Regions from separate parts of the Homo sapiens genome. Here region 1 is linked to region 2. Evidence: chromatin loops called from intact Hi-C (ENCODE). Cell type or tissue: dorsolateral prefrontal cortex. All regions are shown on one strand. Each heading gives the region's core, and the rest is flanking DNA. Links, peaks and the distances in the headings are about the cores only.

Region 1 (2,904 bases), core at 240-2,739, 240 kb before region 2:
CCGGCATGGCTGGAGCAGGGCAAGGGACAGGATCCAACAGGGAGGCAGGGCCTAGGTCTTACAGGGCTTCACAGGTCCAGGTAAGGACTCTGGCTTTCCCTCAGGGGGAGGTGGGAGCCAAGGGAGGGTCTGGAGCAGGGGTGTGGCTCTGACAGCTCCCTCTGGCCACTGAGTATGGATTGGAGGACGGCTGTTCAGGTGTGACTTGGTGGAGTCTGGATGAGGGGGGCAGGGGCAGGGGGCTCCCTGGGCTGCGGCACTCTACCCCTCCCCATGTCTGAGGGGCTGGGGAAGGAGCTTGGCTAGGCCAGGAATAATGGAGTTGTGAGGAGTCGGGGTCCCAAAGCCTTCTAAGCAGTCCTCTAGCCGTGGTCCTGGGCCTGCACACAGTGGCCTGTTCCTGCTGAGAGGAGGCTGGACCCGCACCTGGCCGCCCCACTGCCTAACTGCTACTACCAGTAGGTGTCTGCCTTCTCGGGGGGCTCATCTCCCCATCCACACGATGGGGGGTGCCTTTTAGTCCTGCCTGGTTCTCCCTTTGCAAACCCTAAAGTGCCGAGTACACGGCAGGAGCTGAGGTCCAGGTCTGGGCTGGACAGCCCCAGATCCCTGCCCAACTTTGTCTTCTCCTAGCTGCATGATGACTTCACCTCTCTGAGCCTCAGTTGCCTCACCTATGAAATGGGGATATGGATAACAAGGCCACCTCTGGGGGTGGTTAAGGGCTCAAGGAGCTGATGGTTGAGAGGGTGGCATGCAAATTCAACGTTCAGCCCAGTATGCTCCTCACTGACACAGGCAGGGCTGGCTGCGCCTGGGAGCACAACTGCCCACTGAGTAGGTGGCACAGAGGTTCAAAGTGAGCAGTCACTTGCTGGAGGTCACAAAAGATGCTAATAATAACCAGGAAGGCAGCTACCCTCTGCTGAGCACACCGCCTTCACGATCCCACTTATTCCTCTCAACAGCCCCCAGATAGAAATGCTCACCCTCCTCTGGTAAATCAGGAAACCGAGGTTCAGGGAGGGGAGGTGACTATCCTGGGTTCATACTGTCAAGTGACAAAACTGGGACTCGAACCTAGGTCTCCAGTTCCTTATCCTCATGGTTCTGAACCCAATGAGAAGTGACAGGCGCCCCGCTGGCAGCCTGTGTTTACAGTGGTGGTGTGGGGTCCTGGGTCAGGCCCCGTAACTGTGCTCTCCAGCCACAGGACAGTTGGTGGGGCAGAGACACACACAGGAGGCTTCAGGAACAAGGACCAAACAGAAGCACAGTGCAGACATCTGGGGGCCACTCAGCATGGGCTGGGCCTGGGCGTGTGTCCTCCTCCCAGATGGGAATCAGTACCCAAGCCCCCTGACTCTCCAGCCTCCCTGCCACCCTCACCTGGCTGATGCAGCTGGAGTCGTTGAGGCTGTCGCTGACGGGGGTGTAGTCCTCTTCCCAGCTCGGACACTTGGAGGGCAGCAGCATGTCCACTGAATCCAGGCGGTCCAGACTCCTGGTGGGGAGTGGGGAGCAGACAGGGCTCAGCCCACCCATTGTTCACCCAGCTTTTGGAGGCCTTGACCATCTGTGATGCACAGGTGGTCCACACCTGTGATGCCCGCTGCAGCCGCAGGGTGGCAGCACCAGCTTGTATTTGACTGTTTAAAACCCGAGGCTGGCCCTGCCCAATTCTACAGCCCCTTTCCTTCCTCCTTGAAAGTCTGGGACATTTCCAGAGGCCCGACAGAGGTGGGTCAAGTTCCACAGCCTAGGGCTCCCAAAGGGCATCAGCTCTGCTGCGATGTTCGAGTGGCTTCTATCAGGCCCCTAGACTCACCCCTTATCTCCACGGCCCCAGCCCTTCAATCTTTCTTACATCTACCTGATCCTGGGCATCCCCCAGTCCTCATTCTGGGGATAAAATCCAAGCATCCAATAGCTTAGGCCCCTGATACAGAAGGGTTTGGATTGGAATCCAGCTTTCTCAGCTGGGTGACCCTGGGCAAGTCATTACCCCTTACTTAAGTCTCAGTTTCCTCATCTCTAAAATGGGGATGATGCTACCTGCCTGCTGGGGCTGCAGTGAGGATTCAGTGGTGCAGATTAAAGGATATCAGGTCAGGCACAGTGGCCAGCGGACAAGTGCTAACAGACGGCAGCTGTTACTATTATTGCTACTACTACTACTGTTATTATTATTGCTTCCCTTGAATTCTAGGCTTAAGCCCCAGGCTTCCTGCCTCTCCCACCTTAATGCCTACTGGTCACTCGGATTGTAGGATCTCCGTACTAGAAGGGGTCTTAGAGATCCTCCAGCTCAGCCCCTTCACTTAAAGATGGGGAAACTAGGCCAGGTGCGGTGGCTCACGCCTGTAATCCCAGCAATTTGGGAGGCTGAGGCGGGCAGCTCACCTGAGGTCAGCTCAGCTACTCGGGAGGCTGAGGCAGGAGAATTGCTTGAACCCGGGAGGTGGAGGTTACAGTGAACCAAGTTTGTGCCACTGCACTCCAGCCTGGGCGACAGAGCAAGACTCTGTCTCAAAAAAAAAAAAAAAAAAAAAAAGATGGGGAAACTGACCAGGCGTGGTGGCTCACACCTATAATCCCAGCACTTTGGGAGGCCAAAGCAGAAGGGTCACTTGAGCGGAGGAGTTCACCACCACTCTGGGCAACATAGTGAGGCCCCATCTTTACAATATATACATATATATGTATATATTATTCAGATTGGGAAACTGAGGCCCAGAGGGAAAAAGACTGGCGAAGGTCATCCAGTGGCAGAGGGAAAAATGGAAGTCACTGCCAGCCTGGACAGTGTGAGGGCTGATGAGCAAGGGGAGAGCAATATATACATATACATACATATATATTATATATATATATATATTTTTTTTTGAGACAGTCTCACTCTGT
Region 2 (2,904 bases), core at 156-2,655:
TCCCACAAAATTTTAATGCAAGTCGGCTATGTGACAGAAATACAGAGCTGCCCTGGTAAAGTTGGGGGTGTGGGCGGCCTTAATGCCCTGAGGTACCTCCCTCCTCACTGCCCCAACTAGAGCCCCTCGTGATACAGATATGGAAACTCAGACCTGGAGAAGCATCTTGCCCAAGGCCATACAGGGAGCAAGTGGAAAGGCAGGCCTTGAACTCAGTCTCTGACGCCAAGTTCTGTGAAGTGTGTCCTCTCCACCCTACCATGACCACCTCCACAGGGAGACATGCCCAGAACTTCTCCTGGCAGCAGGAGGGGGAAGGTTTATATGACCTTGGGCTCCTTTTCAGGTTATGACTTGGTGAGGAGTCTGTTAATCCCACCCCACAGGGAGGAGGAGTCTGTCAGATCCCATAAGATCTGAAACATTTTGAAGGCTCAAGAGAGCATCATAAACCCTCTGTCCCCACTGTGTTTTGAGAAAATCTCTCTGTCAGGGAATCAGAACCCATTAAAATAATCTTGTTCATGGGAAAGCGAGATAAAAGGAAGGGGGGAAGGTCTAGGTAAAGTCTGGGGTGGGTTTCTGAGCTTTTACTTCAGGTCATTAAGGCTTCAGGACCACAGCTCCTGAACCATCCCAAAGGGACGTGCTTTGAGAGCCTACGGAAGCTAGGTCCTTTTGCTCATTTCCTTGAGAAGCAGGTTCCTTCAGCTGCCTCCATTCCAGCTGTACTGACATCCGCCTGGCAATGATGGCCAAAGCCAGTCAATATGCCTCCTTCTGGAACATTCCTGCCCCAATTCTAACTAGCAACTAGGCTAGATAAGCAAGAGTGAGTGGCGCAGGTGCTGGCAGAGAATGAAAAGTAGACTCTGCAGGAAGAAAGGGGAAACGTATAGTGATTGTTAGTTGCTATGTGCCAGGCAATGCCAGCCCTTTGTCTGAGTTATTAAATTTAATCCAAATGGCAACTTGTGAAGCAGATATCGTTATCCTTATTTCAGAAGGCGAAACGGTATCCCAGAGGGGAGAGGCCATGCGCAAGATCACAGGCTGAGCAGCGGGGGACAAAGTAAAATGTAGGATCCTGAAGAGGAAAAGAAAACTGAACAAAAAAGAAAAAAACTTCCACGGTGCGAAGGCACGGGTAGAGCCACACACCTGGCCCGAGGGGTTGGCGTGAAAGTCGTTCTAACCCGAATCACAAGATGGGATAATCTTAGGGTAGCCCCAGGTAGCCGCAGCCCCGCAGCCATTCTTTCTGGAGCCAGGGGACCGTCGGTGCCTTGCTCAGAGCGCCCCCTGCCGTCAGGTAGGGGCACTGCAGCAAAGGAAGCTGGCAACAGGGGTGGGGAGAAACAGAGCCAGTTGGGCTCACAGCTGTCTGCACCCAAGGCACAGACAGGAAACTCTCCAGCCTGGCTGTTCTCCTGACTCCAGGCTGTTCAGGCCCCTCCTGGAGCTCTGGGTCACATTTTGGGGCCTGCCTTTTTTTTTTTTTTTTTTTTGAGACGGAGTTTTGCTCTGTCTTCCAGGCTGGAGTGCAGAGGCGTGATCTTGCCTCACTGACAGCCGCCTCCCGAGTTCAAGCGATTCTCCTGCCTCAGCCTCCCCAGTAGCTAGGATTACAGGCACGCGCCACCACGCCCAGCTTATTATTATTATTATTATTATTATTTGTATTTTTAGTAGAGACAGGGTTTCACCATTTTGGCCAGGCTGGTCTCGAACTCCTGACCTCAGGTGATCCACCCAACTCAGTCTCCCAAAGTGCTGGAATTACAGGCGTGAGCCACCATGCCCAGCCAGGCCTGCCCTTTATACGAGGAGGGGGTCCAGGGTAAGGGGCCCTCCAGAAACCATTTCCTGGGAGAAAGTGGGAAGAGAGTGAAGTGTTCTAGGGAAGGGGAGGTGTTCAAGTCTCCGAAGGGCTGGCCTGGAGGAGGATGCAGAGCGGTAGCGGGCACCAGCGGGCAGAATGAGACCTACAGGCTGCTAATTTGAAAAGGCAGATTTCAATTCAACACGAAAACTTCCCAATAGTTAATGGGCTGCCGCCAAGGACAGCAAAAGTGCCTGCTGTGGAAGAGCTGGATGGACATTTGCAGGAGAATGATGCGGGGGCGGGGTGCAGGTTGTGGGCTCTGCTCCCCAAATGGGCACCTGTCCTTGGTCACAGGAGCATCTCTGTGTCCAGGGCATCTCTCTAGCCCTGTCCTTGGTATGCTGTTGACTCTTGTCCGATTTCCCTCAAGAGAGTGTGCGGATAGTTTTGTTCTTTAGATTGAGGAAAAATTCATAGAGTAGAAGTATGACTTATGTTTTATCACTTATGTAGCTCATTTATGTCTTTCTTAAAGTTCCAGCACGTTTGCAGCAGCTAAAGAAGTTTTCTCTGAGAATGGAGAAAGGTACAGGCCCTCAGAGGAGAGCATACATCAACAGGGGAGCGGCAGATATTGGGGAAGAAAGTTCTGCCCAGATGATCGCTCAGTAGCTTCCAACCCTGATAGTCCATAAAATCCCATCAGAGGAGGGAGCACAGCCTCCTGCCTGGGCCTGGATTCTATGCCCAGCATCCATGAAGGGCCACAGGAAGTTCAAAGAGCCCTCCACTTGCTGCCGCCCTGGGCATAGAAGCAATGGCCTCCTCATTTCAAACACTTGCCTGACCAATCTCTCTACAACCCTAAGGATACTCCTTAGAGAAAGATGTCCACTTTTGCCTGCCTCCTTGATGGGCCCAAGCTCCAGGGGAGTTCAGAGAAGACGCAGGCCGGAGATGCCTGGAATGTCGTGCCCTAACTAACCACTGCTAGACCATTCAGGCTTCTGAACAGAGAAAAGACCTTAAGGCAGAAGGCATTTGGGTGCCATGACCCCTGACCCTAAGCATAGAAGTCA

What was found. Peaks named below come from ENCODE experiments on the same cell type or tissue, not always from the same donor. Only the 100,000 strongest peaks of a DNase experiment are listed, where the experiment ranks them.
Region 1: it touches region 2 in a loop (4-fold over the local background); 96 of 110 quality-filtered maps call a loop at or near these places.

The regions. Positions count from the first base shown.
Region 1 is chr20:36,438,354-36,441,257 of GRCh38, reverse strand. It overlaps DLGAP4 (DLG associated protein 4), which reads right to left. Exons shown (of 13, transcript NM_001365621.2): 5 at 1,390-1,504. Among named protein-coding and RNA genes, the nearest start is that of MYL9, 100 kb to the left of the region's middle. In dorsolateral prefrontal cortex, for the core only: CTCF peaks have their summits at 1,415 and 1,614 (motif pointing right); a DNase peak (open chromatin) is centred at 1,617.
Region 2 is chr20:36,201,415-36,204,318 of GRCh38, reverse strand. The region is part of intron 14 of EPB41L1 (erythrocyte membrane protein band 4.1 like 1); the gene reads right to left. Among named protein-coding and RNA genes, the nearest start is that of AAR2, 34 kb to the left of the region's middle. In dorsolateral prefrontal cortex, for the core only: CTCF peaks have their summits at 1,094 and 1,296 (motif pointing left); a DNase peak (open chromatin) is centred at 1,308; H3K27ac peaks cover 1,418 bases.